Regions from separate parts of the Homo sapiens genome. Here all the other regions are linked to region 4. A link is an interaction called in ENCODE POLR2A ChIA-PET data of the cell type or tissue named here. Cell type or tissue: MCF 10A. All regions are shown on one strand. Links, peaks and the distances in the headings refer to the core of each region. The heading gives the core; the rest is flanking DNA. Region 1 overlaps RIN2 (Ras and Rab interactor 2). Region 2 overlaps RIN2 (Ras and Rab interactor 2). Region 3 overlaps RIN2 (Ras and Rab interactor 2). Region 4 overlaps RIN2 (Ras and Rab interactor 2). Region 5 overlaps RIN2 (Ras and Rab interactor 2).

Region 1 (6,084 bases), core at 1,146-5,145, 210 kb before region 4:
TGTGCCACTGCCTCAGGGTGTCTCTGGTTTCTGAGCTGAGCAGTCGCGCTGCTTGTTCTTCTTGGAAATTCTTTATCAGAGAAAGTGCTCCATATGCGCTTGTCAAGTAATAGCCTCCTGAAAAGAGCAGAAAGAGTGGGTCCTCCCAGTGCCAACCTCCGCTCACGGGTGATAACAGGGGATGCCAGCGTTAGAAGGCATGTTTTGTATTTTTAGTATTTCTTCAACATGCATTTCCTTGTGGGATCACAGAAGCACACACCCAAGAGCATGGCACTCACTCCTCCATCCATCCCTTCACACAGCCATCCCACAGAGATTTCTGGAGCGACCCAGGCCTGGGAGGGGCCAAGGGGGCACAGACAAGCCAGGCTGACAAGGTTCCTGTTTTTCAATGATGGGATTTCCATTCTAGTGCGTGAGACTGACCAAGCCACTAAAGTGTTTTTTTTGTTTGTTTGTTTTTTTGTTTGTTTGTTTTTGAGACGGCGTCTTGCTTTGTCACCCAGGCTGGAGTGCAGTGGCACAATCTCAGCTCACTGCAACCTCCGCCTCCCAGGTTCAAGCGACGCTCCCACCTCAGCCTCCCGAGTGGCTCGGATTAAAGGCATGCACCACCACGCCTGGCTAATTTTTGTATTTTTAGTAGAGATGGGGTTTCACCATATTGGCCAGGCTGGTCTTGAACCTTGGCCTCAACTGATCCACCTGTCTCGGCCTCTCAAAGTGCTGGGATTACAGGCATGACCACCATGCCCAGCCGAAATTATTAAAGTGCAATTATGAAAAATGTTTGCCAGGAGTAGTTGGGGTATTAAGGCCTGACGGGGAGGTGGGGGGAAAGTCAGGCGTGTGAGGTGATCCAAGGCCAGTATCCCCTCCATCAGTCCAGACTCGTGGCAACACTTGCTCTTGGCTTTTTCTTTTAGAAATTGATATTTTCTATCTCTGATAAACAAGAATTTGGTTTAAAAAAAAGTAAAAAGGAAAAAACGCAATGAGTATTTTCTAAATCTTAAGTAAACTATACACTTTGAAAGAACTGTTCGCAAAAATGTGGACACTTCAAAAATAATTTCTCTCCCTTGATTCCCTTTCTTACCCCCCCCTTCCTTTGGGACTAACATAACATCTGGCATTTAGGATAAAATAATTTACAGGAAAGTGATGTTCCTGTGATGGTGTATTTAGGAATGATCTCTTATGTTCTTGAGGAGTGTAAAAAGGGCTGACGACACTGTAAGATGTGTATGTATTCCTTCATAGTTTTTGTCCTAACATATAATTAGGTGCCTGGGGAGGAACTTATGGTCTCTGCGCTGAAGAGCCACTAGGGGTCGCCCTGAATGTTTATTAAAAATTCCCTAATTGGGCACAGCATATTTTAGATTTAGAGACATTCTTTGTCAAAATACTCATTGAATCTCTACTGTGAGCCACAGCTACAGAGAAGAAAGTAGGTTTGTAAGAAATAGAATCTGAGTCCCCACTCTCCAGAAGTTTATGAATGTGTTTTGTTTTTTTTTTTTTTTTTAAAAAAAAAACAGACACTGGCAATTTATTCCTGCAGGGACCAGAAGTTAGTTTGGCGAAATGAGTTTTGTGCAGAAGTGTCACCTTTAGGGCCAAAGTATTTAGCTTTATTCATGTGAGACCCTGCAGAAGCCTCTCTCTGGTCAATAAGTGGCAATATGCAAGATGGCAACTGTCCCCTCCATGTGGATCAGGAGCCACACGCCCTGCAAACTCGTGCTGGACATGAACACGAGAAAGAAAAATACCCTTCTTGTTTTCAGGTTGCAGATGAAGACTTGAGGTTATTTTTTCCCGCGGCATAATCTGGGTCACCCTGAGCCATGCACTTTCCATTGATCACATGTCAAGCTTTTTGTGTATAGAGTGATCTGAAGGGTTTTCCAGACCTTGCCACCTACAGTATAATCACCCTAGTTAAGAGTTTTGAATTGTTGATCTTTACCAAATATTCGCCCCACAAACAAATCAGCATGTGACTGTGTGTGAAACTCAGTAATCCAGAATACAGATGCTACATGGAGAATTTCAGGAGAAATCAATATGAACATAAGTATTCAGGAAAGGCCGTATGGAGGGTCAGGATTTGAGCAAGGACTCGGAGAACTGTTACAATCTTTGTGGGGGTGGAGGGGGGCTCCTTTGGACTTCAAATTTTAGACTCCCTAGCTCTCATCTGTTCAGGACGCTAAGGAGAAAACTCAAATGCTGGAAGCACAAAATTGACCACACTTTGAAACATGTGGATGCAATTAGAGAAGGTTTTAAATTTCAGCAAGACTATAACCCTACCACAAGAGCTGTGCACTTCTAAGGGATTCTATGACGCCTTTTTGGTAAATGAGAATACCTGCTTAAACAGCGGAAAACAGACGTGGCTGCTACCCCGCAAACCAAAGAGGACTTTGGGCAGGCACGGAAAAGTCCAATCTGTATTTTTGCCACTGCTCAGTAGCCTCTTCCTCCCAGGCTGCATAGCTTCAGTTCGATGCTGTGCAGGCCTGGTCTGTGATCACAGCCAACCCAACTGGGCCGCCTACTTCCCAAGGAAGGCAGCCAAGAAGCCCCAGACACGGTTAAGTGGAAGCAGGCTCTATTTAAGTGCGAGCTCACCAGCAGCTTTTGTATCCTCACTAGCTGTGCCCTTGTCTTTCTTGTGGGATTCGTGGAGGAGAAGACAGCCACCTGTCCATTAGTCATCAACACAGGGCCTTGCCCTGGGCCAATCTGGGAAAGGGGCAGGAAGTAGCTGTTTCTATCCTTGAGCCACAAGATACAAGCAATGTTTGTCCTGAGTGCACATTGTCAGCAACAGAATCGACTTTCTAAGTGAAACCGGCGTGTCTTTTTCCCCAAAGCCCTAAGAGCTCTACATACTTATATTACTAGAATTAAACATGATCGAAGCTCGAAAAAGAATAACCAAACCCCAAACTGTATTAATAACAAACATTACAGTGGAAGGAAGGAAAGCATGCTATGTAGACTAACATGCTTCTCTTGGTCCCTGGGCAAAACCACATGTTTGGCCTTGTCCTGTCTAATCCCAGGGCAGAGCAGGCAAGAAAAGCTCCAGGGAGGGCCTTGGAGGCTCATCGGGGAGTGTCTGGTTCCATGGTTAGTAATATTAATAAGGGGACAGAAGAGGCTAAAGGGTGAAAGCATGAAAGAGGCCCATTCATACCTGCCTGGGATCGGGTACGGGAGGAGAGATATTCATCCCCCATCCTGAGTCAGCACTACCCATGGTCACGTGGGAAGGGCATAATCGGGCTCCAAGGAGGGCGGTCCCTCCGACAGGAAAAGTTAAGGCCTGGTGAATTCACATTACAGGACTGAGGAGACTAAGGGGGCACATTCTGGGGGTGGTAAAAATGCATTTCATTCCCTCCAGGGAAAATGCTGGGATGACTCATTCCTTAGGGAATCCTGTCAGAGATGGACCTTTCTACTCAAGCCCAGACTGAAACTCACGGGAAAAAAAAAAACGAAACCGTGACAATCCCCCCCAGGGCTTGTCTGGGCTTTTATCTGGATATATAAAAATGGATTAAGAGGATTCACAGTGCACAGGCCCTGATTTGTTCTCCTTTGAAAAGATAAGCTCACATAGAGTCCCAGTTATTTCTGCGTTTCAAGGCTGTGCACTACTGTGCCAAACATCCTAATCATTTCCATGTAAAATACCTAAGCTATGTGTAAGGAGAAGGAATTTCTGCTAAGACATGTTGGGGTTAGGCAGACACAAGGAGAAGGAACCCGAATGCCAACGTAAATTGAGAGCAAACTGCACAGATTCCACACCCCTGTATTTTTACTATAAAAATGAAAAGATACTTAAAAAAAACTGGAAAAAAATTAATACTGTTTTCACCTTGAAAACGAAATTTTAAAAAATAAAAACAAAGCCAAGCTTTTATCCATTTCACTAATATAAGAGCAGGTTATTTTCCTGGCAATGGAAATATCCTCAACAAAAGTTTATAATTTCCTCTTGGAGCCAAAGAAACCATTTCTTCCAAAAAAAATGGCATTTATTCTACTGAATGTATTTTTTTTATTGCCATTAAGCAATCTTAGTGAAGTATAGTTAAGATGGGGTTATATTTTTTCTTTGTGTTTTTCCTGACTTTTCCAAATTTTCTACCACGAGTGTGTATTACTTTTGCAATCAGAAAAAGGTTAGTACACTCTTTTAAATTAATAAAAAATTCAGTTAACACTTAAGATGTCAAAAAAGCACCCAAGTAACTGCTTCATGGGTGCAGAATTTTATTTTAGGGTGAGGAAAATAGTTTGACACTAAATAAAGGTGGAGAATGCATGACATTGTGAATATACTAAATGCCACTGAATTATTCACTGTAAAATGATTAATGTTATGTGACATGAATTTCGTCTCAATTATAAAAAAATGAAAAAAATAGCACCCAGTTCCTTCAACTTTTCTCAAAAGCAGTTACCTTCTCCATGTAACAGCGATGGGTCTAGGAGCTCCATCATGTACTCGATTTCAGTGTCCAATTCAAGCATGTCACACTGGGCTATGACATAGGTCAGGACTGGCAAGAAGTCATCAGCGCCATACATCCTCCCTGAGAGCAGGAAGAGAAGGAGATGGAATATTTTTACCAACTTTTCTTTCTTTCACATCCTTCTTGCTGCTTTTATTAGACAGCAAGGAGTCACTCTGGGGGGAACTGTGCTATTTATAAACAGAGGTGAGTGTTTCTGGAATCCTATGTAGCCTCTGACCCTCCCAGCTGCTAATGTTAGAGACCAGCCCTTACAGTTTCAGAATGAATGTCTATGAACCAATGAACACATTACAGATTTTCTCCCTACTTTTATAATTTGTATAAAATTATGTGATAGAACAGAATACTCGTTAAAATATTTTAACTTTCAGCAAACAAGATTATAAAATGCTTACAAAATATTTACTTATGCTAATTCTTTGTGTCTTACTTCCTCTTTCTTGCTGTGCACATTATTTACAAACATAATGACAAGGTCAAACTCAAACCAGGAATAAGCTAACTTTGCTCTGTATTTAATGTGAGCACACAGTTAATTTCTTTAAACGTGCCAATTCAGTACATGTTGAATATACACATTGATTAATGGAAATATATGGCAAAAAATGTTAGTGTTTACTTCTAGTTTTCTTTACATCAGTGGTTCTCAACTGGAGATAATTTTGTCCCCCAGGGGACATTTGGCACTGTCTGAAGACATTTTTCATTGACATAACTGGAGGGTGGGGATGCAGATGACATCTGGAATGCTGCTAAACTTCCTACAGGAAGCAGGGCAGCCCCCAAAAGAAGAATTATCCTGTCTACATTAATGTCTTTAGTGTGTGTGTTGAGGAACTGTGCTTCAGAAGAGCATAATCCTTCTGAATTATTTGGGGAATTCAGATATTCAGATATTATTTGGGGAATTTTTATAAATAACTGTGAACTATAGAAAATATGTTTCCTATATGTGAAATATGCTTGCAAACTTGTGAGGTGATGTTCACTTGCTATCATTACCACGCCCAGGAGCTCATATTTTAACTTCTTCACTCAACAATTCCCAAAGTGCACACACATTCCTGTCTACTCAAGCAGTGGTTAATACAGCCTGTGTTTTCTCTCTGCTGCTTCTCCATTAAGCAATTTCACTCAGAAGAAAAGTTCGTAATCGTCTTCAGAATTACAATAAGCTTACTGAAGACCTGGGACAATGCAGGGCTCCATTACTATCCAGGATTCATGGTTACCCCTGCATCTACAGGAAACAACAAGGCTAAATCTGAGGGCTGGCTTTCCAAGATTGTAACTCTTCGGTGAATTTCAATTATATTGCTTCAGCTTGTAGCAAAGAAGGGCTAGCCAATGAAGCGGCTCTAATGAGGCCTCATTATAACTGAATGTTCAGAGTTTCTTTCACATACTATAGGTCATTGACACAAACCCTCATTGGCCAAAATGTTGTAATGATAATCGCTGACATTTCCATTGCACTTGGGGCTATGTGTGGGCTGTCTCAGCTAATCCCCAC
Region 2 (6,084 bases), core at 680-4,679, 140 kb before region 4:
CCAAGGTGGGAGAACTGCTTGAGGCCAGGAGTTGGAGACCAGCCTGGACAACATAGTGAGATCGTCTCTATAAAAAGTTTTTTTAAAAATAAAATACTGTTACATGTTATATTATTAAAATTATAAATGCATGCAAAACTGTACTGTATGTTTATAGATACACACATAGACACAAAGGCTATCCTAATATGTATGGGGTTATAATCCTAATCCAGGATAGTGGTTACCTCTAGACAGGAGAAATGGATGAAAGTGTTCACAGGTCAATGGGCTCGGTCACGTGTGAGATTTTATTTATGTATTTATTTTGTAGAGACACTTTCTCACCATGTTGTGCAGGCTGGTCTTGAACTCCTGGCCTCAAGCAATCCTCCCACCTTGGTCTCCCAAAGCTCTGGGATTGCAGATAGGCACCACCGTGCCTGGAAAGATTTTATTTCTTAAAATGAAATGGCGAAATGATGACATTTGACAGTGCTGAGTGATGGGTATTTTAATATGGTGTGTGGTTTTCTGTATGCTTAAAGTACTTTGTAAACAAAATTTTAGGAAAACAAGAAAAAGAAAGGGTGGTGTGTATGAAAATGGAAGGAGTGAAGGGACTAAAAAGGTAGAAGCAAGGAAGGGGTTGAGGGGAGTTTGGGTACGTCTGCTGAAGCCCCACCACCCTGGGACTAGGCCCTGCTTCATTCTGGACCGTGGCTGTGGCCCCAAACAGGAGAGCCACACACCTATCAGAAGCAGAAGGCCTTGTGAGGGAGGGCCGGCCACAGCCTCTGGCAAACCTCAAAGAGAGGACTCCCACCCCAGCAGGAAGCCCCGTCACTGGGTACATTTCCCTCTCCACACTTTGGTTACCTTCACAACCATCATACTGATTTGAACATAAAAACCCCAAATGGCCTTGATTCTCATCAGAATGGGCATCAGTTGATTCCCTTCAGCCAGGCTGTTTTTGTCTGGGTACCGCTCTTGCCGATGCTGTTGGCTGGATCTCCAGACCTCCAAGTTTCCTCCTCAATTCCTTCTCTACATCTGGCCACACACAAGAAGCTGACGGTGTCTGTGGCTGTCACTTAGCGGCACTCCCATGCCAAGTCACCAATCATGCCATGCCACCTATCTCTAGTGCAGAGGAAGGCACCATTGCCATGCCACCTATCTCTAGTGCAGAGGAAGGCACCATGACCCCAAGGCACGAGGGTGGACAAGCACAGAGGTTGCACTTGGCTGGATCGCTGTGGACCCTTCCCTGCTGGATGTGGGGACTTTTTTTTGGTCCCTCGCATCCCCCCCAGCCCCAGCCCCCAGCAACTTTTCCCTCCCCTTCCATTCAGTCCTGACTCACTTGTCCCAGAGTGCAGAGGGATTTAATCTCACAAATGGACCAGAGTTTAGTGTTCCAGGGCCAGTCCTGCCTCTCAGAATCATGTGTATATACCCACTGGGCCCTCCGCCAGCAGCAGTTAGCATCACAAAACACTTCCTCCCCTCTGACGGTTGGATTTTGTCCCACTGAAGGGATTTTGGGTGTTTTTTTGAAGTTGTTTTTGGACAAGTTTGTGTTGATTTATTTGTTTGTTTCTAATTCTCACAGACTTTCAATCTCATCCCTTACACTTGCTTCTTCAAAATTTCCTTCTTTGAGGGCAGAAATAACTTGTCACCCAACAAAGGAGGCCAGTTTTAATGTCAGCTTTCCCATGACAAAGCCAATAGCAGTTGGTGCTACAGGCCCAGTGTGGTGGCTCATGCCTGTAATCCCAGCACTTCCGGAGGCTGAGGTGGGCGGTTCACTTGAGGTCAGGAGTTTGAAACCAGCCTCGCCAACATGATAAAATCCCATCTCTACTAAAAATGCAAAAATTCGCTGGGTATGGTGGCATGTGCCTATAATTCCAGCTACTTGGGAGGCTGAGGGAGGAGAATCGCTTGAACCCGGGAGGCAGAGGTTGCAGTGAGCCCAGATTGAGCCACTGCACTCCAGCCTGGGTGACAGAGCGAGACTCTGTCTCAAACCAGACCAAAACAAACAAACAAACAAACAAACAAAACCCAAAAACAAAAACACAAAAAACTGGTGCTACTAACTGAAGTTTCTCCAGACCCACTTACACAATCCCAGCCTCTAACACATCCCTGTACCTGTGCAGAATTCCTGCAAGCATGGGGAGGGGCTGTCTAAACATCTGCAAAGCTGGTGAGTGAGTGCTGCTCACTACACCCCTGCTCGTCTGTGGACACCTGGGAAAGTGGTGGCAGAGCCACCTGTGATTCAGTGCAGCCAGAGGGTCAGATAGGACAAGGCTGACAAGGCACAAAGTTGGTGAGACCATGGTTCTTACATCAAACACCCAGCACAGCTGCATCATTCCCAGAAAATCCCACAAGCAGTGACAAAGACCCCAACCCAAGGGATAGCCACCTATCCTTATACAGCACAGCAGACCTCAACGGAGGTCTTGCCGGGGCATTGCCTGTGTTTGTTTTTCCCTGCAGGCATGTACAGCAGGACAGAGGGGTGATGTGTTGCCTTTAGAAGCTGGGAGAGAGTGGGCTGCTGGCCTGGCTGGGGACTTCCAGGGAAGAAGAGGGGGTGCTGGTGACCACAAGAGGGAGAGGAAGGCAGGTCAGGGGTTGGGTCCACTCCCTCGTCCTGCATTCGTGCATAACACACCTTGAGAAGCCTGAGGTGTTCACCTGAGTGCTCCTGCATAAGAGCTGGCATCCTGGCCAAGGGCAAGAGAATAACTGGAGAAGGCCCAAGTTCTTTCCCAGCCCTTTGAGGTCACACCCAGGGCTGGGCCTGGGCAAGGCTGGGCCTGCTGAGTTCCAGTCTGGTGCAGGAGTCTACAGTAATTTGTACCATTTTGTAATCATTCTGCATAATTTCTCAGTAGGCGGGGACCTCATCCAAGGGGCCATTCTTCAGGCAGCAACTTGTGCAATTTCGAGGCGGTGTGGCCTGAAGCTCTGACTGGTGACCTGACAGCTGGGAGTAGGGGTAGGCATACCAGCTTTTGGCTCAGAAAAATCTGTCTTCAAATCCTGTCTCGGGCCCCGGTTGGCTGGGTCGCCTTGGGCGACCCATTTGGGTGCCCTCATCCTTAAATCCCCAAAGCTAGGGCTGATGATGTCAAGGGAAGGTCATTGGAGGAATAAAAAGGACAATGAGATTAAAACACTGCAACAGGTCGGGCACAGTGGCTCACGCCTGTAATCCCAACATTTTGGGAGGCTGAGGTGGGCAGATGACCTGAAGTCAGGAGTTCGAAACCAGCCTGGCCAACATGGTGAAACCCTGTCTCTACTAAAAATACAAAAATTAGCCGGGCATGGTGGTGTGCACCTATAGTCCCAGCTACTCCGAAGGCGGAGGCAGGAGAATCACTTGAACCCAGGTGGTGGAGGTTGCAGTGAGCCGAGGTCATACCACTGCACTCCAGCCTGGGCTACAGAGTGAGACTCCATCTCAAAAACAAAACAAAACACTTCAATAGGCACCTAAATACTCTCTAATCCTCTTCCTATTTAAATGATCTCTTGGCCGGGAGCAGTAGCCTACCCCTATAATCCCAGTGCTGTGGGAGTCTGAGGCAGGAGGATCACTTGAGCCCAGGAGTTTGAGACCAGCCTAAGCAACATAGAGAGACCTTGGCTCTACAAAAAAGTAAAAAATTGGCTGGGCGTGGTGGCTCACGCTTGTAATCTTAGCACTTTTGGAGGCCAAGGTGGGCAGATTGCCTGAACTCAGGAGTTTCAGACCAGCCTGGGCAACACAGTGGAACCCCGTCTCTACTAAAATACAAAAAATTAGTTGGGCATGGCGGCATGCACCTGTAGTCCCAGCTACTCAGGAGGCTGAGGCAAGAGAATTACTTGAACCTGGGAGACAGAGGTTGCAGTGAGCCAAGATCACGCCACTGCACTCTAGCCTGGGCAACAGAGTGAGACTCCATCTCCAAAAAGAAAAAAAAAATTACCCAGGCATGGTGGCATGTGCCTTGTAGTCCCAGCTACTCAGGAGGCTGAGGAAGGTGGCTCACTTGAGCCCAGGAGTTCAAGGCTGCAGTGAGCCATGACGGTGCCACTGCACTCCAGCCTAGGTAACAGAGTGAGACCCCATCTCTTAAAATAAATAAGTAACAAATTATCTCTTTATATTAATGGCAATTGTTATTAACCAGAGAGCTGATACTAAAAGACACTTAAAATGGATTCATGTACCTCCCCTCCTGGAAAGAGGCCATTTAATCACCAGCAGCAGAGACCTGGGACTACAAAGAAACAATGTCCGCGGAGTCCAATCTCCTCCTGCCTGTCTGCTCAGAAGCCTCTAACCTAGAGATTTGCCCACTAGGCGCTGAATTTCCCCTAATAGAGAGAAAAGTTGTTGTATGCTTCTTTGCATGCATAGGAAGCTGCAGGGAGGAGGGAAAAGGGAGGAACCCCAAGTCTTGTTTTCTTTCTTTTAGGGTTAGATAAAAGGAGAAAAATTCTCTTGAAGGTCAAGTAAAAGTCAAATAAGAAAGTGCTTATAGCACAAGTCCTGATACAGCGCTCTTCAAATTCCAAGTCTCATTCAGGAATGTTATCAGTGGTTTGAAAAGGGATGTGTTGCTGATATGTTGAAGACTTGAAACTTAGGGTGTGGGAAAAGTCAAGTCCTTGGCTCCCAGCTATGGAATTTCCATTCCCCAAGTGCATCAACTTGGCCTTGAGGTGTGGTAAGCATTTATAATCCGGGAATCAGCTCTGCGGTATCAGATCTACCTCCAGATCCTAAAAAAACCGCATTACCCAAACAGTTCCCTCGACCATGTGCTTCTGCTTGGCTGAGGAGCCTCCTGGTGTGGTGGGTACCTCTCATGTTGGGGTTTTTCTAAACTAGTCTGGAAAATAATGAGCTTCCTCCAAACTTTCAAATGACCTTTGCCCCCAGGAACTGTCACCTGGAAAACAAAAACGTAATGGAGGCTTTTCCCCTTCACTTGCAGAGGGGCACCTGGACAATGATGCAAGCACACCTTTGGAGAACATTGCTTCTTTTCTTTTAACTTTGTGTATTACTCCTCCCAAGGGTGTTTGCATTTATATTTTTGATATTTAATTGTAATTACAAATGTCACAAATGAATATATTTTAATTAAAGAAAATAAATGATTGTACTTAAAAGTAATCTCCCTTGACCATCACCCATAATCTCCTTCACCTACTCAGATGTAACCACTGTTATCAGTTTTGTGTGTATCATCCTTGAATGGTATCATCTGTGTTTTCTCCAACCAAAGGAATTGTACTGGCTTACTAATTTCACTCGACAAATTGTAATGAGGTTTATCCACACTGATACACGAAGCCCTGGTTCATTTGTTGTAAGTGGGAACGGTTTTCCACCATAGGGATATACCACAATCCACATATCCATTCTATTTTGATAGAGGCTTAGTTGTTTCCAGAGTTTTGCTATCACAGGCAGGGCTGTGATGGTCACCTGTGTGTGTGTTCCCTTGTGCACTGTGTGAAACCTCAGAGAAAATGCTGGAGCCTATGCATGTAGCAGGTTCTGAGCTGGTGCCACATTGCTCCCCGGGTGGCTGTGCCCTTCTGCACTGCCCCTGCCATCTGTGAAAGTGTCCACGCTGCTTGTCAATGATTGATATTATCAAACATTTAAGCAGACCAATCTGATGAGCAGAAATAATTTTTGTTTTCATTTGCTTTGCCCTGATTATATTTTTATCGTTTATTTCTATTTCCTCTTGCAAGGAATTGCCTTTTCATTCATCTGTTGCCTATTTTGTGGTTTCTTGATTTTTTAAAATTAAGTTGCATAAGTTGGTTGTGTATATGAATCCATTGTCTGATATGTTTCACATATGATCTCTTTCATTGTTTTTCTGCCTTTTAAATTTTCTTAAGCTTTTAATGATGATAGAATCAAATTTATCCAAGTTTTCAATATGGCCATTGCTTATTGGCCCTTGCCTAGAAAGAAGTTCCTCATCTTGAAGTAATAAAGTCTCCTTTATTTTCTGCTAAGACTTATACAGTATATACAGCTTTGCCTGTTTATATATGATG
Region 3 (6,084 bases), core at 735-4,734, 170 kb before region 4:
TTCTTGGAGGCTGGCAGTACATCAGAACTGGGTGTTCCCTTTTTTATTTAAAATTTGGCCTCCCGACACTTCACATTTCCAATGACCAATCGTGGAACAGCAGAAAGAAAACCAACACTTCTGAACACCACTCTCCCTTCAAAATGTTCATCAAAAGGTTGGATTCTGCCTCTGATTAGCTGCATTTCATAGAAGACTGAACACTGATTGCCTGGAGGGAACAGGTCTGCTCAGGGATTATTTATTCACGAAGAAGTGCAGACACATGCTTTAGGATTTAGGATTAGCGTGAAAGGGCTCTCTCGCTACAGTCTCCTTGCAACTTAGTCACTGGCAAACCTGGGAACTGAATTCATGTTCCACTTAACTGGGTAGGGGGAGAGGAAGTCAACCTCTATTAGTTCCCTACCATATGCCATGCAGTAGGCTGCACACTTTATATTCAGGTTGTTTGACTCATTAACATCTCAGAGGTTACCATCATCCCATTACACAGATGAGAAAACTGAGGCTCCTGGAGTAGGTTATCTGCCTAGTCATTCAGTGCCAAGACTCAGGCCCATATCTGCCCATCTCATAACCAGAGCTCCTTCCATTTCCACTCCCTGCAGAGCCCCGTGGCCCTGTCAGTCAGGACCTGAGCATCCAATGACCACTTACTGTATGTGCTTTCCTTTATGGCAAATTCCTTGAGTGGGGCCCCAAATTCACAGGGCAGGCGGAGGGAGAGGACTTTCTTCTGCATCTTGGTAGATTTATGAACCAGGAAGATCTAGTGGAGGGAAAAGAAATACAAGCTTTAGGAAATATCTAGAATGTTGGAACCCAAGCATCTGGTTTCCCTCACACTCAATGAATAGAATCCCTTCATATCCACACTGCATGGCTCCCTGCAGGAAACTCTCCTGCCATAGAAAGGGGTGCTCAGAGCACAGGCTGCAGACACCTTTGTTCATTACTGCCTCCAAAAGAATCCTGCTTTCCCTCTGACAGAAGCTTCTCCATGGGGCTAAGAACTCCCCTAGTCTGCATAAGCATTTTCAGTTCAGTGACTGTTTTACTGCTGGAGTTACGGTCTCCAGCCCCTGTCTTATATGAGTTATATTCTGTAGCCCCTGTCTTATATATCTTGGTTGGTGAAACCTAAATTCTAAACACAGGTAACATGACTAAACCATAGGAATTGGCATTTCATTGGTTAACTTGGCTTATGAGGATATTTACAATAGAAATTTAAGTTTGTGGCCAACAGTGAAAAAGCAGAAGTTGCTTTGTTTTTTGTTTTCAAATTGAAATCTGAATTTCTAGCTCCTCTTGGAAAATGAGATGATATAGCAAGACCAGGCAACAATCTACTGGAGCTGAAAAATGGCTGTTCCATTTGGGTGGTGGGTGGATGCACTCTGAAGTTCACCCCGGTGGACATGGAGGCTGTCCATTTATTCCTGACTCACTTCACATTCTACCAGTTCCCTCAAGATCCTAATATTGTCTTTAGACACATGCTTTAAAACAGTTCAATTCCTAGTGCTGATCTCAGGACACCATTCTGTCCCTCATCACTGCAGAGTTAAGTATGCTGTGTACTGTTGTGTAGGCCGTGCACTGCACAACTCCAGGAGGCACCATTCACCTAGCCTACAAATGAAGTGACTCTCCCTGGAGTATGGCGTGTGGCAGCCCAGCTGAGTCCTGGTTCCCTTCTGTGGAGCATGGCCCTTCTCCTATTCTGTCTGTCATGCTTCTTTAGCTACTTCTCTTTCCTCTGCATTTAAACACCTTACTCTCTACCTATTCTCTCCCCTACCTTTCTATAGCCTTTCATTTTTTCCCTGCCTAATCTTTGCTCCTCTCTTTATCTCCAGTTGATATCTCATAAGATACTTTATTTGGGGGGTGGGAAGATGGGTATGGGACTTGGGTATCTGGTGAAGAATGAAGCTGGAAGACCGTGAGTTCTCTTTTCTCCTGGCACCATGGGGATGCATCCATAGGACTCATCCAGTAGCAGGTTCTGGGAGTCAGTGCCTCTGGGACACCCTAAAACTGAAGCAGATGCTTCCTAAATAGCATCCAGGGGGGTAAGAGGCCAAAGCACTGTGGAGAGGCAGCTGTTGGTTGTTAGGAGAGGAAGTAACACTCCCTTTTCCAAGTGGAGATCTCCCTGAGCCTTGGGGTTGGGGAGTGCAACCTCTAGGCCTTATTTTTTGGAGGACTGCAGCCTTACGTTATATCAGGGGTTGGCAAAGTCTGGCCTGCAGACGAAATCCATCCTGCCATCTGTTTCTGAGTAAAGTTGTAGTGAAATACAGCCACGCTCGATCATTTACATATTGTCTATGGCTGCTTTTGCATGACAATAGTGTAGTTGAGTAGTTGTGACAGAGACTCTATGGCCTGCAAAGCCAAAAATAGTTTACTTTGCCCTTTACAGAAACAGTCTGTGGACCTCTATCTTAGATTGTAGAATAATTAAGGATGGGCACCCCAAGAGCCCACTTCACTCATGCCACCATGGCCAGTCTCTCAAATCCTCCTTTTTCACACACTTTTAGCCACCTGCTTTTCTCTCTCTTCTTTATTTTATTTAATTATTTTATTTTTAGATGGAGTCTTGGTCTGTCATTCAGGCTGGAGTGCAGTGGTGCAATCTCAGCTCACTGCAACCTCCACCTCCTGGGTTCAAGCAATTCTCCTGCCTCAGCCTCTGGAGTAGCTGGGGTTATGGGTGCGTGCCACCATGGCTGGCTAACTTGTGTATTTTTAGTAGAGACGGGGTTTCGCCATGTTGGCCAGGCTGGTCTCGAACTCCTGATCTCAAGTGATCTGCTCGCCTTGGCCTCCCAAAGTGCTGGGATTACAGGCCTGAGCCACCATGCCTGGCCTCTCCCTTCGTTATTCTTGACTGTCCTGGTCCACGTTACTCCTGTCCTGGCCCTGCCCTCAACCTGCCCAATCTCATCAGGCAGGCCCTGTGCAGGGATCAGGCAGGTGGATGGAGAGAACATGCCTGGCTTGTTTCCCATGCAGGTTTCAGCAAGAGTGGACGTGCCCTACCTTGGGAGGGGGAGCTGGGCAGGCTGTTGCCTAGCTCTGCAGCAACTTCTGTCTTTGGAATGTTTTGCAGAAATGCAAGAGCAGACAATTCAACTGGCTGAAAGTTAGGCTTCACAGAAGGTGAGGAAATCCTGATCCTATAGAACAAAACTAGAGGCAGCAGCTCTGTGTTATGGCCAAGGGATTCTCTGCAAAGATGAGAAAGCACCGTGCCTTGTTCCCCTGAGCATGTTCTAGCAGACGTCTTAGTTCTACCTGTTTCTGCCTGATGAGGAATAAAGAAAGATTCATATGTTTTTTAAAAAGTGAGAACAGACAGACTCTGACTGCTAGGAAACTCAAAAAGGTATTTAGTGCCCAATTCTTATGACATTCCTCAGCTAGCTACTAATGGGATTTTCTCCTTGCTTCTCCATCTAGTTCTTAGTTTCTATCTTGTGTTGCGTGTTAAGTATTATTTTATCTGTGACTTATTGTATTTATCCTTTGGAAGTAGACACTGTACACAAATGCCGTCCACTATAACTTTGTACTACAATGACAATGTTCCAAATTTTGCACCATCTAATATGGCAGCCAGCCGAGGCCAGAGAGCACTTAAAATGTGGCTACGGTAACTGAGGAGCTGAATTTCTAATTTTATTTGCTTTAATTCATGTAAATTTAAACAGCCACATGGGGCAAGAAGCTACCATATTGGATAGCACTAGAGATACCAATCACTTTTTTTTTTTGGGGGGGACAGATTCTTGCTCTGTCGCCCAGACTGGAGTGCAGTGGCACAATCTCTGCTCATGGCAACCTCCACTTCCTGTGTTCAAGTGATTCTCCTGCCTCAGCCTCCTGAGTAGCTGGGATTACAGGCGTGTGCCACCACACCGGGCTAATTTTTGTAATTTTAGTAGAGATAGGGTGCCACTGTGTTGCCCAGGCTGGTCTAGAAATCCTGGCCTCAAGTGATCTGTCCGTCTTGGCCTCCCAAAGTGCTGGGATTACAGGCGTGAGCCACCGTGCCCGGCTCCAGTCACTTTTTTGAGGACCTTCCACAAGTCGTGGAGTGGTCTGGATGGGACGGACAGTGGTCTTGGATAGACAGTAGCTGAGGAAACCATATTAGACTTTAGTCTGTGTGGAAAGCCCAGGGAAAAGAGGACTACAGAGCAGGCAAGTCTGTGGACACAGAACTTTTGAAGGCTGGGTCCCAAGTTGGATGGCTGGACCTTGGCAGGGCTCCCAGGCTCAGAAGGAGAGGAAGGTAGCAGAGGCCACCAAGGATCTCAGACCCAGGCTCATCCTCAGTGTCCAGGCTCAAGAGGTCAGACCCAGGCTTCTGGCCAGTGGCCCCTACTCGCTACCCAGATGCTCAGTTCTCTGCTGGATCCTTGTACCTCCCATGGTAACTGAGCAGATAAAGACAGAAAGACACATCGTGAAGGGCTCTGTTCCTGGGTTTACAGAATATTTCTGCATTGAAAACCAGTTACACATCAAGAGACATGCTCCTTACAAGCTAGGAAGAAATTTCTGGAACTAACTCCAAGTGTTTTTCTTTAAGCCGGCAGCAGTCCTGCCTGCTTCAACCTGCTTCCCGAGGTTCTGAGTCTTACCCCCGGAGGCTGGGCCTGCAGGACCTCTGCTGCCTCCTCCTCACTCAGACTCAGCTGCAGCCATATGGGGTGGGTGTGGAGGAGCCGGTCCAAGATGCTGAGCCTGTTGGAGAGGCTGTCATAGCCTGAGTCCCGGGCACAGGTCTTCACGTCCTCTTCCTCGGAATAGCCACCATCCTTGTGTCTTACCATGCTAGGAGAAAGAGAAGCGGCACGGTCAGCTGGCTGCAGTACCATTTCCCTAACAAGGAGACCGTCCCTACAAGTTCATAGGCCAGGCTTGCCACCGCACATACCCCATCTTGTGATCGCCCCCTTAATCATCTTCTCTTCCAGACTGAAAGCTTTCTGAGGGCAGACACAATGTTTTATTTTACCCTCTATCTCTAATATTAAAAAGAACACTTTGCACTGGGCAGACCTGACCTTCTATTCCTAACCCCATTTTCAAAAGTTCTAAGCATCCTAAATGCCATTTATTCAGGCTTTGTCTTCCGACATAAAACATTTCTTTTTTTCTTTTTCTTTTCTTTTTTTTTTTTTTTTTTTTGAGATGGAGTCTTATTCTGTTGCCCAGGCTGGAGTGCAGTGGCGCGATCTGGGCTCACTGCAACCTCCGTCTCCTGGGTTCAAGTGATTCTCCTGCCTCAGTCTCCTGAGTAGCTGGGATTATAGGCGCACACCACAATGCCCGGCTAAATTTTTGTATTTTTAATAGAGATAGGGTGTCGCCATGTTGGCCAGGCTGGTCTTGAACTCTTGACCTCAGGTGATCCGCCTACCTCGGCATTCCAAAGTGCTGGGATTACAGGCATAAGCCACCCTGCCTGGCCAATATAAAACATTTCTAACTTTGAGGACAGAACCCTAAATGCGAAATAGCATGGATGGTAACCGTGAGTTCCTAATGCTCAGTAGCATTTCTCATAAGCACAACCATGCCCCAGTCTAAAGGCAAATGCACTCACACAGATTTATTTTGTACCTGAATGATTGGATTTTATTTCTTCTCACAAATCTAAGCATTTTTATTACTGACATTATTTATAATAAAACCTCACAGAGGAGTGATGCTGTGCTATTCGTAAAATCATGTCGACATTACTCATAATAGCTAACAAGCGGAAACAACCCAAATGTCTGTCAGCTGATGAGTGGATGAACAAAATGTGGCCAAGTGTGGTGGCTCACGCCTATAATCCCAGCACTTTGGGAGGTTGAGGCAGGCAGATCACTTGAACCCAGGAGTTTGAAGCCAGCCCGTGGAACCTGACGAAATTCCATTTCTACTAAAAATGCAAAAATTAGCCAGGTGTGGTCATGCGCACCTGTAGTCCCAGCTACTCAGGAGGCTGAGGTGGGAGGATGGCTCTAGCCTGGGAGTTTAAGGCTGCAGTAAGCCATGATCCCACCACTGCAC
Region 4 (6,084 bases), core at 933-4,932:
AGACTGAACAACAACCCATGGGGATGCATAGAGGGGACTGAAGCACATGGCAGGGAACCAGGCAATAGTTGGATGTCCCTGAGAGTCCTACGACCCCATGGGAGGAGGCAGATTGGAACAACAGTTATAAGATTAGGAGCCACCTACAGGGAGCAGGCAGCTAAAGCTACAAATAGGTAAAATGCCCAAGATACCAACTGCAGCAAGAGAAAGTAAGTAAACCACAGAAAGAATCTTGTACAAAATAAAAGAAACTAGGCAAGATAGAGAAATCATAAAGGACTAGGAAGAAAATTAAGAGTGTCACATAACAAAAGACAAGGGAGAGGAAATTCTATTGAAGTATAATTAACATACAGTAAAGTGCACACATCTTAAGTTAAAAGTATTATTTTAAAAAATCTTCGCATATCCCAAGTTCACGAAGATATTTCTCTTGTATTTTTTCTAGAAGGTTAATTGTTTTAGTTTTAACATTTAAGCCTATGATCCATCATAAAATCATTTTTGTGTATGGCATAGGAATCAAGTTTTATTTTTTTCCTCAGGAATATCAACTGACTAGCGCCATCTGTGGAAAAGACTCTTCTCCCGCCTCCACACCCGCTTAATTGCAGTGTAGCCTTTGTTGTAAGCCAAGATACTGCATTATCTTGTAGCTCTGTCTCTGAACTCTCACTTCTGTTCCATTTACCTATTTGTCTATCCTTGTTCTGATGCCACAGTCTTCATTATGTAGCTTTATAGCATGTCTTAATAATTGGTAATGTAAGAGCTACAGATTTGCTGTTGTTCTTAAATATGGCTTTGAATTTTATAATTATTTTTCAGTTTCACCTACAGTTTGGAATTAACTTGCCAATTTAAACAGAAAATAATTCTGCTAGGACTTATTTGAAATTTTAATGAGTCCGTAGATCACTTTGGGGATAAATGACATCTTTAAAATATCTCAATCCATGAACATGGTATGTCCTTCTATCTATTTAGGTCTTCTTTAATTTCTCTCAATGTTTTGTAGTTTTAGTGTGGTGTTCTTGCATATCTATTGTTAAGGTTTTTTTTGTATGGTACTGTAGATCACATTTTCTATTTAATTTTCTACTTGTTACTAGTATATTAACTCCTGAGTAATGGCAATTTTAATTTTTTTTTTTTTTTTCGAGACAAAGTCTTGCTTTGTTGCCCAGGCTGGAGTGCAGTGGTGCCATCCCAGCCCACTGCAACCTCTGTCTACTGGGATCAGGTGATTCTCCTGCCTCAGCCTTCCAAGTAACTGGGATTACAGGTGCCTGCCACCATGCCTAGCTAGTTGTTTTTTTTTTTTTTTTTGGCAGAGACAGGATTTCGCCATGTTGGCCAGGCTAGTCTTGAACTCCTGACTTTAAGTGATCTGCCTGCCTCAGCCCCCCAAAGTGCTGGGATTACAGGCATGAGGCAATGCACCTGGCCAATTCTTATTTTCTAATTTTAATAACATTTCTTTCTTTTTCTTGCCTTAGTGTCCTGGTAAGACTACCAGTATATTGTTGAATACAGATGACAGAGTGATAGATGCTATAAGGTGACAGTGAATAAGAGTGATAGGGCACGCTTGTGTTATTCCATACATCAGAGTGAAAGCATTAAGTATTTCACCATTCAACATGGCTTGCACATACCCTTTGTCAGATTCAAGTGGTTACCTTTCCATGGTAGTTTGCTGAGATCGCACTAAGTATTTTTAATCTAAATGTTAAATTCTACAATAAAAACACAATAACTTATTTGGAAATACAAGTTAGGGAGGGGTGTAGTACTTTACATTACTGATAGAGGAAGTCTTCCTCTATTTGGAAAAGACCATCACCTGGGATAGATGGAGTAGATCTGAGATTGTCTTGTGTAATGCATAGGGTAGTAACATGGTTGCCAGTAAGCACATGCTTGAGTCAAGCAGTTTAATACCTGAACTGTCTATCCTCCCCTTACTAGATCTATGTCTCTGGACCTGGAGCTTAAAATACAAAATCCAGAAAGCATAACATAATGATAGCACTAGCTACCACTTATTGAGCACTCAGTATATGCTTGACATTGTATTAAGCCATTTATGTCTATTATTTCATCCAATCCTTGCCATAACCTTCATAACAACAGATGAGGCAACAAAGGCATGAGAGATAAATTTACTTGCCTGTGGTCACACAGCCAGTAAGTGAGGGAGCCAGGATTCAAACCATCTGACTCCATGACATTAATCACTACACTTTTGCCATCAGGAATAAAATCTTCTCCCTCTAGCCCCGCATTTGAGGTCATTTCTCTCTCTCTCTCTCTTTTTTTTTTTTTTTTTTTTTTTTAAGATGGAGTCTTGCTCTGTCGCCCAGGCAGGAGTGCACTGGTGCGATCTCAGCTCACTGCAACCTCTGCCTCCTGGGTTCAAGCAATTCTCCTGCCTCAGCTTCCCAAGTAGCTAGGATTACAGCTGCACGCCACCATGCCCAGCTAATTTTTGTATTTTTTTAGTAGAGATGGAGTGTCACCATGTTGGCCAGGCTGGTCTCGAACTCCTGACCTTGTGATCTGCCTGCCTCGGCCTCCCAAAGTGCTGGGATTACAGGTATGAGCCACTGTGCCCAGACAGTCATTTGTCTTTATTATGGCCTAGAATGTTAAATATGTTTGCTCACCATAGAATTAACTTGAGAGCTACCCAATGTTGGGTTTCATTAGAAATCCTTGAGACCAGCAGCCACATTTTTAGTCCCTATGTCCTTTTAGCTTTATCCCATCCAGAAACAAAATAAATAGCTCTCCAGTAACCTATCCTATCATTTACTTTCACCAAAAGCAATAGATACATAAAGCTTTGCAAGTACAAAAACAGAAAATCACTGGAAAATAACTCAATTCTTTTCCACTGGAAAGGTTAGCATGTAAGCTAAATCTAGAGAGGAATATAATTCTTCCCCAAAGAGACATGTTCTGTCCTATCAACTTCCGCTATAAAAATTATCCAAAACAGCACTACCGCAAAAGGTATTAGGCATAGTCACTACACTTTCCCTAGAAATGATGGCTTCATGCATCTTCACGCTTCATGCATCCTCATTATCTATTGCTATATAACTAGTCACCGCAAGACTCAGTGGCTTAAAACAATAATCATTTTATTATTGCCATGGTTTCTGAGTGTCTGGAATTCAGGAAGGGCTTGGCTGGGTTGTTCTGGCTCAGAGTCTCAAATGTGGTTGCAGCCAGATGGTAACTGGAACTGGAACAAAAGGCAGAGTGTGTGGGGGTGGGGAACGGGAAGGTATGGCTGGAACAGCTGGAGACTGCTACGGTATCTCTCTCTTTCTTCATGTAGCTTCAGGGCTTTGTCATGTGATCTGTTTGCCCGGGGCTAGTTTGGGTTTCCTCATAGCATGGTAGCCTCAGAACAGTCTAACTGCTTGCATGGCAGCTCAGCACTCCAGCAAGAATGTACCAGACAGCAAGGTGGAAATTGCACTATCTTTTTCTTTCCAAATTATCCTCAGAAGTAATGCAGTATTATTTCTGCTGCATTCTATTGGGTACAAGTGAGACACAAACCCACTCAGACTCAAGAGACAGGCATTCAACTTTACCTCTTGATAAGGAGGTGCCTAGGAGAAGGTGTGGGATGGGTGATGACATTGTGGCTATGTTTAGAAAAATACAATCTGTCCCACAGACTGAAGTTAGCAATGCACTGGAAATCTCACAGAGGGGGAAGCCATTCCCATTCTCATTTTTCACATGTATAAACCAAGGCGAAGCATTTCTAAGCTGCTTGTGGTCACACAGAGGCAGGGAAGAAACTATCACATGTGTTACTTTGACATATATACAACTTTAATGATGAATATAATGTATGAAAATTACTTTTTAAAGTATAAAATACGGCATCATTTATGGTAGTCATTCATTACAATTTGAAAACATCTCTGAAAAGTTTATCTCTGAAAGTTTGACATATTACCAAGGAGAATGAAGCTCTCCTTGGAAAGTTTAATCCACTCAACTTGATCTTCCCTGGGAAAGTATTTGGGTATTTCCTAGTCTCATATAATAGAGAACTTGGCAAGTAAAAATGATAGCCAACATTGGCCTTGCACAATGTTCCCCACTGAAATAGCCAGTACGCTTATGGATAAGAAATGCTTGCCTTGGGCTGGGGTTTAGAAAACATAGGCCTGTGGATGGGAAAAGGCAACAGTTCTTGTCCATCTACTGTCCACTGAAAGGATGTCCTGCCTGGCAGCACAAAAGCATCTGCAAACTGAATTTCCCCATTTCCTCTCCGGAGTTCAGTCAACTCTCATTTCACTTCATCCTGGGTTTTGCCCATTTTAGTTCTGATTTTTTTATTAAAGGTTGGGTTTTTTAGCATATGAAAGTTCTTATGTTAGGACATTTAATTAGTGGTGGAATGTCATTAGTTTTCTTTTGCTCTGGTGTGTGTGTGTGTGTGTGTGTGTGTATGTAGAGGGGTGAGAACATTGACTAGCTGAAATGCTTAGATTCACAAACTCGTTTCTTCTGATTGCAGCTTTGCTTGCACGTTGTCTGCCACTTTCTGCTCCTTTTGTCATCTATTTTCTTTACTGGATCGTGAGTGAGAGTTGATGTAGGCAGGGGACAGCGTGTGGGTGGTTAGCCAGGTTTCTTGATTCAGATGCGCCCTCTACCGTTGATAGAGTGAAGTGTAATTTCTTTATTGTGCTTACTCTGGAAGAGGGGAAGCATGTCTGATTTTGCGGTTTTCTTTGATCTCTGAAGGACCCTTTATTTTATTCTTTTTGCCTTCTTTCTGGATATCACCAAGTCTCCAAGGGGCAGTGCCCTTCCTAGTTTCCCTCCTCTCTCCCAGTAACCTCGCCTTTCCTACGGCTGTAGCCTCCAGTCTCACACTGTCTGGTATTCCCACTCAGGATGGGGCCTGTCCTTCCAGGGGTAATGTGATCTGGGCTGCATCACCCCGGGCTATGCACACTCCTGCCCTTCTCCACTTGTCCTCTGTGGTCCCCGCCCAATGCTCTAGACAGGGGCGGGCTCCGGAGCCTGCCTGGCTGGACCTGGATACTTCTCTCACTACTTACAGGAAATTTGAAGTCTGTAGAATTTTGTCTCTTAGTAATCCTGAGGGCTTGTGTAAACAATGGTTTTATTTGCTCTATTTGTTGATTTGGGTAAATTTTTTTAAGTTATGGTAAGAGATTTGGATGCAGGCAACCACCATTATTCTACTGAAATTCAGAGTTCCCTATGTGTTTAAATAATAATGCCATTTACTGTGCTAAAACATCCATTTACCCAAATCTATTTGCTCTTCACAATACAAGCATTTCTTAGTGCAACAGTATATATAGCTTTTTAAACAAGGAACCCTTTGTAATAACTAAATGCATACACACACACATACACACACACACACATAATTGTTTAAATTCCTTTCTGACCACTATAGCATACTTGAAGCTACAATTCTTAGATATCATCAGCCATCACCAAAACAAGCAAACTTCCTACATCAACTGCATCAGCAAAGGGCACAGCACCCTTGATAGCATCTGCTGTCCTGAATAAAACTACAGGTTGCAGGAGTTGCTGGCAAAGCCGCATGTGATTTTCCAGTTGCCTTGGGGTAGCAGGCAATTGGCCAATTTCAAGCAGCGCCATCCGGTGCCACGTGCCAGCCCTGCTCTGACACACTGTGTCCGTCAGTGTCTCACTGTGCTAACCTGGCCTCGGCCCTGGAGTAGACACTGCAGGTGCTGCTCGTGTCCCCTCTTCCACGACAGCCTGCTGGACTCCACACAGCCAGCATCCCCGTCTCCTTGCCTGAGGGTTCCTCTGGCTCTTGGAATGAGCTTTTCCCAGGGAGAGGCCTGAAATGCTGGGAATCAGTTCCCAGACCCCAGTAGCCCTCAATCTACAACTGATGAGAGCGAGTGTGAACACCTGCCCTGCACCTCCCACACCTCCACCCCTCGTGGGATAGTCAGCTTCCCGGCAGGGGTAAGCTCTAGCTGTCCATGGGGTAAATTATTGATAATACACTCCATATTGTTGCCT
Region 5 (6,084 bases), core at 1,264-5,263, 150 kb before region 4:
CCAAAAACTGACATCTTCACTTTCCATAGCCTCATTCTGAATGAACTTCCTTCCATTTTGATTGTAGGCAACAAACCACAGTAGTAGTATCACGACCTGTGATTTTGTCACCAACAGAAACCACAGAGGTTTCACCGTTGTCACAGCTGTTACAGAGATTGTGTCATTTATGCCTATCTGTCACATGTAAAACAGAAGCACCTATGCCATGGAAGCACATGCTGAAACACACACTGAAACATTCTGATCACTGGACTTCACTGTAATTGTTTTTCCCATGACATCCTATATATGTTATTTTATGCATTCAAAAGATTATTCAGAGAAGGAGTCCATGGCACAAGACAAAGTTAAAGATCAAGGTTATCTCAATATTAAGCACGAAAGAGCAACCAAACACTAACACAGCTAGAGTAATAGTGATTCCTAACCTAGGGACTAGCTTGGTGCTTAATCTGGTATTCCATCAACTAAGGAACCATAGACATTTCGTGGTGGCTGTGGTGGGATAGGCGACTCCCTATCCCAGCTCACACTCACAGAGTACGAAGCTGCAGAGGAAGCTGACGGCGGTGCATTTCCTGCAGCCGTCAGACGTGCAGAGCCAGGGGCCCGGGCGGTGCTCGCCACTTCTTTCTCCAGGGGTTTTGCTGAAAGCAACTCTGCTACCTACTGGTCTGCTTTCCTCTTCCCTCCTCTCCCCTTTGGCTGCTGCTCTGTGCCAGGCTGAATTGTGGCCACAGCTATGCTTTTCCTTGATCTTAGAAATAACTGAACTGGCCCTCCTGACAGCTCCATTGGACAAAATGGAGAAATTAAAACCAAACTCACTACTTCTAAAAAATCAGCAAGACACTCCAGCACAGAAGCCAAAACTGTGTAGCTTTTTCCCCACAGCACACAGTTTCCACATCAGTCAAATGCAGGCCCTAAAGAGCTTTCCCTCCTGGAAGTGCTAGGAAGATTCCGTAAGTTAGTCGCTATAAGCGACTTAGAACAGTAGTTTAATATGAACAGTGTTGCCACATGGCCAACATGATCTATATTGTTAAATAAAGACAACTCATCTTGCTTTTTCCTCTTTCTTTTCTGTTAAAAAAAAGCCAAATAAAATGCCTTTGCAAATGTATAAATTCATGAATTAAGCAACATAGCATTCAAAGTGACATTCATCTGGGAAAAAAGGCTGTTGTGGACTGCTTACAGTTATTCTTACCTCTGAAAAGGAAAAGATGGAAGGAAATGTTAAAGATTAAGCAACCACCCAGCTCTCACTCTAATACCCACCGGAGTCAGAAAACAAGATCTTGAGGGCCCCTCACATGTTCAGAACGTCCTTCTCACACCCCCAAAATCCCCTGTGCTTATATGCAGGGGAAAGGTTTCCGCCGCTCTGTGTCTGGGTGTCTGTCATCTGTGGAGCTTGGGGTTGATCTCACAGAGCCGCCTTTCCTGGCTATGAAAGAAATCAGTGCTACCAAAGCTCTCTTTTCTGTTGTTATCAGCCTAGACTCCCAATTAAATTTTAGCTCAACAAGGCACAGGATAGAGAAATTCCCTGGCTAAAGTTCCACGATGTTTGAAACTACTCTGGAGGTGAGGCAGAGAGTCACTACCTGAAAATCATTGTGCATTTGTCTAGTTTATGGGGAAAAAATAAGACTTTCACACTGAGGTCAAGAACAATCATAGAATGCTGGGTGTGCTGCAAGGAGCAGGGGGACCATCTGGTTCACCCCCATCGTTTTGTAGAGAAGGAAAGGAAAGGAAGGCACAGAGAATTAAGGGTGAGTGCTGTTCCCCCAGAGACATCGGGTATCAAAGTACCACCTTCCAGCTGCAAGTGCCTCCCTGGGATGTTGCTCTCTCCCGTCAGCGTATGGCGGAACTAGTCGGGCTGGTTTGAAACTTGCCTGGACAACCAGAACCATCTGGCTGGCCTGCCTGTTGCATGACTTGCAGGCAAAACCTACTCCATAAATCTCAGCCTCACACTGCTCCAGGCAGGCTCAGCCCCACTTTCTGGGAGAAAGGGGAAGCTGTTAACAAATCTGGCCTCTAAGGCACGAAGTGTCTGTGTCTTTTTATAGCCATTATATTGTTATCTTGTTAGCATCAAAGTTGGAAGAAGTCACCTTCAACTTCCCACCACCCCCCGACCTTTGCACCCCCTTTCTCCAGGTACAGACCAGTCCCTTGCCTCCTATTCAGACGGTGTGCAGTATGTGCACAGGTATCGCCTTCAACAGCACAGCACGCCGCCTTCCCTTTGTATCGAATTTACAACCACATCCAGTTTCCAATCACTGCACGGCTTTTCAGGTTAATGGTTTTTTGGAGACTGCTGGGGTTTTTCTCTGACCTGAGAATGCAAAATGAGTCCATCCTCTTTAGCTGCTCCCCTGTAAGCCTTCTGGAGACTCACACGGCTACACTGAATTCTACTTTGCACACGCTGGATCTTGCTGCATTACTGTTTCCATCATTGGGAGTAGGTGGATATGGCACAGACAATTTTAGGTTTCCGGGTTCTGGTGCCAGGAGGAATTGAGAGAGTATAAAGTTCAAGTGCCTTCAAAGTGATTAAAATAAACAAGCAGACAACTAGTTCCTAGGCCACTCCCACCTCCTACAGAGGATTTCATCTAGAGCTGCTACCACACTCCCAGCTCCCAGACTTCTGAGGAGTGACTGCAAGTCAGCCCTTGGCAGTGCCAGGGTTCACTCGATCCCTTTCTCGCACCCATCACCTAACCGTGTCTCTGGTCACCTGTGGGTTTCAGCGGGTTCCAGGCCATTTTCCAGGTTGACATCTGTCCGCACCATCTCCTGTTTCAGTTCTCCGATCTCCGAGGCAATTGTGTCAATGAGCTATTCAAAGACAAAAATAGTATGACGTCAGGAAGTGGAGAGGCGTGGCATGCCCACAGCGCCCGGGGAACTCAGGCTTTTCAATAGGAACAGAGATGACCATCTTTTTCTATTTCTTTTTTTTTTTTTTTAATCTTGGCTCTGTGAATTTCCTCTAGCCAGAGGAAAAAATAAAGGGGGAGGAGGCAGCTTCTCCTTAGAAAGGGGAAGAACTTAGGTTTCGGTATTGTAATAAGGAAAAGAATATGACACCCAGTTTGTTAGGTTTCAGTATTGTAATAAGGAAGATAATATAACACCCAGTTAGCTTTCTCAACATGAATATAGACGGGAATAAATACATCCTGGCAAAACCGGGCCTCAATATTCATTTGGCAAGGGAAACCCTCCAAAGGAACCCCCTTTGAAGGACTGAAATTCATACAATGATTATTTTGTTATAGAAATGAGTTTATTTAAAAGATATATCCAGCTTACATATTGATTTCTGACGACATCAAAATGATTTCTTGTTCTATTCTTTGCACTGCTGTGGAGAGAAGATTGTTGGGGAAAGGGAAGAGAAAGGACTGAGTGAGGCTGGGGTGGATGAGTGGGGAGGAGGGGAGTGGGCCCCAGGGCCATCTAGGGGAAAAGGCGGCCCCATCTCAGATCCCCACCTATCCATGCACCTGCATCTGACCCTTCAGGCTGGTCTAAAATCTTTCACCCTCCTATTCACTCATTCAACAGAGTCTTTCCTGGCGCGTACTAGGCACTGTAAGTGTACAGTGGCTGTTCTCAAGGGTGCCACTCTGCTCACTATTTTTTGAAAACATAGTAATTTTCCATACAAACGTTATTTACATTAACAGGTAACAGGTCCATTATTGTTTTAAAATAAGCGTTATTAAATTCCTTCATTTTAATTTCTAAGATGGCAACTATTTATAGATATGATCCATACAAACATAAGTTCTTTGGGATCCTCAATAATTTTTAAGAGCATTGGCCAGGCATAGCGGCTCTTGCCTGTAATCCCAGCACTTTGGGAGGCCGAGGCAGGCAGATCACTTGAGGTCAGGAGTTCAAGACCAGCCTGGCCAACATGGTAAAACCCCATCTGTACATAAATACAAAAAAATTAGCCAGGCGTGGTGGTGCGTGCCTGTAGTCCCAGCTACTCCAGAGGCTGAGGTAGGAGAATCACTTGAACCCAGGAGATGGAGGTTGCAGTGAGCCAAGATCATGCCACTGCACTCCAGCCTGGGCGACAGAGTGAGGCTCCATCTCAAAAAAATAACAACAACAATAATAATTTTAAAGAGCATCAAGGGGTCCTGAGGCTAAGAAATTTGAGCACTGTTCTCACTAAAGAGAAATGTTGTCTTGTCTCAGGTAGCTTTTATCCCACCCAGACTCTGGGAGGGAAACTTCACTTGCGCTTAAAGCTTGTTCTAAAATGTGACCCCATCTATTCACTCACTATTTCGACAAACTTTTATGGGCTCCCGCTTCATGCCAGGTACTGCAAATGGGGAGTGGAGCTGAGAAGATCTCAGTTCTCATGGAGATGAGATTCTGGTGGGGCAGAAAGACACCAGAACCAAGCACTGAGCAGTTCCAGAATGAAGACAGGTGAAGGTAATGCTGTGGGAGCAACAAAGGGGCCAAACAGATCAGGGCGGGTTGGTCAGGGCAAGTCTTTTTTAAGCGATAGAGCCTTGAATGACAAGAATGCCATGAAAAGATCAAAGGAAGAGCCCTCCACATGGAGAGAAAGTTCTGGAGGCCAGGAAGGTGTGCAGGAGGAGAGGCAGGCAGGGATCAGATCTTGCCAACTTTGTAGATCATGGTATTCACCACCTTGAGTCTTCCATGATAAGAACCATTGGAAGGCCTTAAGTAGGAGAAAGCCATTTTACATCTGTTTTATGGTCTAAACCGATCACCTTGGCACTGAGGTGGTTGGAAAGGGCAAGATGAGAAACAGGAAGACCAGTTAGGAGCAACTACAGTGGTCTAGGCAAGAGATGATGCAGCTTGGACCGAGGTGGTAGTGGTGGAACTAGAAAGAACGGGGGAATTTAGGAACAATTTGACATAGAAATTGATATAATTTGATGGATTGAATGTGGGGGTGGTAGAAAGAGAATAATCAAGGATGGCTCCGAAGTGTTTGGTTTGAGCAATTAATAAATGGCATTGCCCTTGACTGAGATGGGAGCAATGGGGAAGAATTAGACTTGAGGGGGAAACTGCATTGAACTTCGGGCAGATTAAATTTATTTCAGTTGTTTATCAGCCATCAAATAAATCTGTGAAGTAGCTTCTGACACTCTGGATGGAGATTTTTCTGTTTGGAAGTCACTGGCATGTGTGGCTGGCATTCTAAAGCACTGTGGCAGGGAGAGATTATCTAAGGAGAGAGGTCGATGGAGAAGGGGGCCCAGCAGATAGCTCTGGACACTCCCAGGACTTAGAGGTCAGAAGAAGGGAAGCCAGCCAAGCCCTTCATGCTTGATCCATCCCCTCGGTGCCTGTGACTGCAGTAAGGACCAGAGGGGGAGCTTCCAGAAGCACTGGGGCCTCGAGAGAGGAAATGATTAGGAGATCCTATTTTATACATATCTCTGTGGCAAAGTTTTTTTAAAAAGTCTGACAATGCCAAATACTCTAGGATGTGGGAAAACAGGATCCCCCTTGTCTTTCTCTGTTTCCTGTTGCTATAACAGAATACTACAGACTGGCTAATTTATTAAGAACAGAAGTTTATTTGGCTCATGGTTCTGGAAGCTGGAAAGTCCGAGAGCATGACTCTGGCATCTGGTAAGAGTCATCCCGTGGCGGAAGGCAGAAGTGAGTGGAGACAGGGAGAGGAAATCGGCCAAGCTCATTCTTTTTGTCAGGAAACCACGTCTTTGAAAACTAACCCGCTACCAAGATAACGGCATTAATTCATTTGTGAGGGCAGAGCCCTCATGACCTAATGATCTGTTAAAGGTCTCACCTTTTAAGACCGTTACAATGGCAATTAAATTTCAACATGAGTTTTAGAGGTGACATTCAAACCATGGCACCTCTTACACTGCTGGAGGAATATTACCCCCAGAGCTACTTTGGAAAGCAATTTGGCAACATCTTGTAGGGTTAAAGATACACAAACCTATATGTGTACTTTAGAGACTAAACTTGCACGTGGGCCCAAAGATACCTTTGCAAGAATATTTGTTG

Evidence for each region. ChIA-PET counts read pairs that join two places held together with the same protein. Peaks named below come from ENCODE experiments on the same cell type or tissue, not always from the same donor. Only the 100,000 strongest peaks of a DNase experiment are listed, where the experiment ranks them.
Region 1: POLR2A ChIA-PET joins it to region 4 with 43 read pairs; 10 of 35 experiments call an interaction of 5 or more read pairs at or near these places.
Region 2: POLR2A ChIA-PET joins it to region 4 with 13 read pairs; 3 of 35 experiments call an interaction of 5 or more read pairs at or near these places.
Region 3: POLR2A ChIA-PET joins it to region 4 with 16 read pairs; 3 of 35 experiments call an interaction of 5 or more read pairs at or near these places.
Region 5: POLR2A ChIA-PET joins it to region 4 with 10 read pairs; 2 of 35 experiments call an interaction of 5 or more read pairs at or near these places.

The regions. Positions count from the first base shown.
Region 1 is chr20:19,990,712-19,996,795 of GRCh38, reverse strand. RIN2 (Ras and Rab interactor 2) reads right to left here. Exons shown (of 13, transcript NM_018993.4): 11 at 4,497-4,628; 12 at 1-117. Among named protein-coding and RNA genes, the nearest start is that of NAA20, 24 kb to the left of the region's middle. RefSeq lists an enhancer at 2,920-3,791. In MCF 10A, for the core only: a CTCF peak has its summit at 1,343 (motif pointing right); DNase peaks (open chromatin) are centred at 1,345, 2,735 and 3,525.
Region 2 is chr20:19,925,311-19,931,394 of GRCh38, reverse strand. All of the region lies in intron 3 of RIN2 (Ras and Rab interactor 2), which reads right to left. Among named protein-coding and RNA genes, the nearest start is that of NAA20, 89 kb to the left of the region's middle. In MCF 10A, for the core only: no CTCF peak of the experiment used is centred there; a DNase peak (open chromatin) is centred at 2,814.
Region 3 is chr20:19,955,388-19,961,471 of GRCh38, reverse strand. It overlaps RIN2 (Ras and Rab interactor 2), which reads right to left. Exons shown (of 13, transcript NM_018993.4): 5 at 4,665-4,857; 6 at 661-772. Among named protein-coding and RNA genes, the nearest start is that of NAA20, 59 kb to the left of the region's middle. RefSeq lists enhancers at 2,000-2,731, 2,732-3,463. In MCF 10A, for the core only: no CTCF peak of the experiment used is centred there; a DNase peak (open chromatin) is centred at 3,031.
Region 4 is chr20:19,783,681-19,789,764 of GRCh38, reverse strand. All of the region lies in intron 1 of RIN2 (Ras and Rab interactor 2), which reads right to left. Among named protein-coding and RNA genes, the nearest start is that of RIN2, 28 kb to the right of the region's middle. In MCF 10A, for the core only: a CTCF peak has its summit at 4,693; DNase peaks (open chromatin) are centred at 3,284, 4,144 and 4,674.
Region 5 is chr20:19,931,886-19,937,969 of GRCh38, reverse strand. It overlaps RIN2 (Ras and Rab interactor 2), which reads right to left. Exons shown (of 13, transcript NM_018993.4): 4 at 2,771-2,871. Among named protein-coding and RNA genes, the nearest start is that of NAA20, 82 kb to the left of the region's middle. In MCF 10A, for the core only: no CTCF peak of the experiment used is centred there; a DNase peak (open chromatin) is centred at 2,899.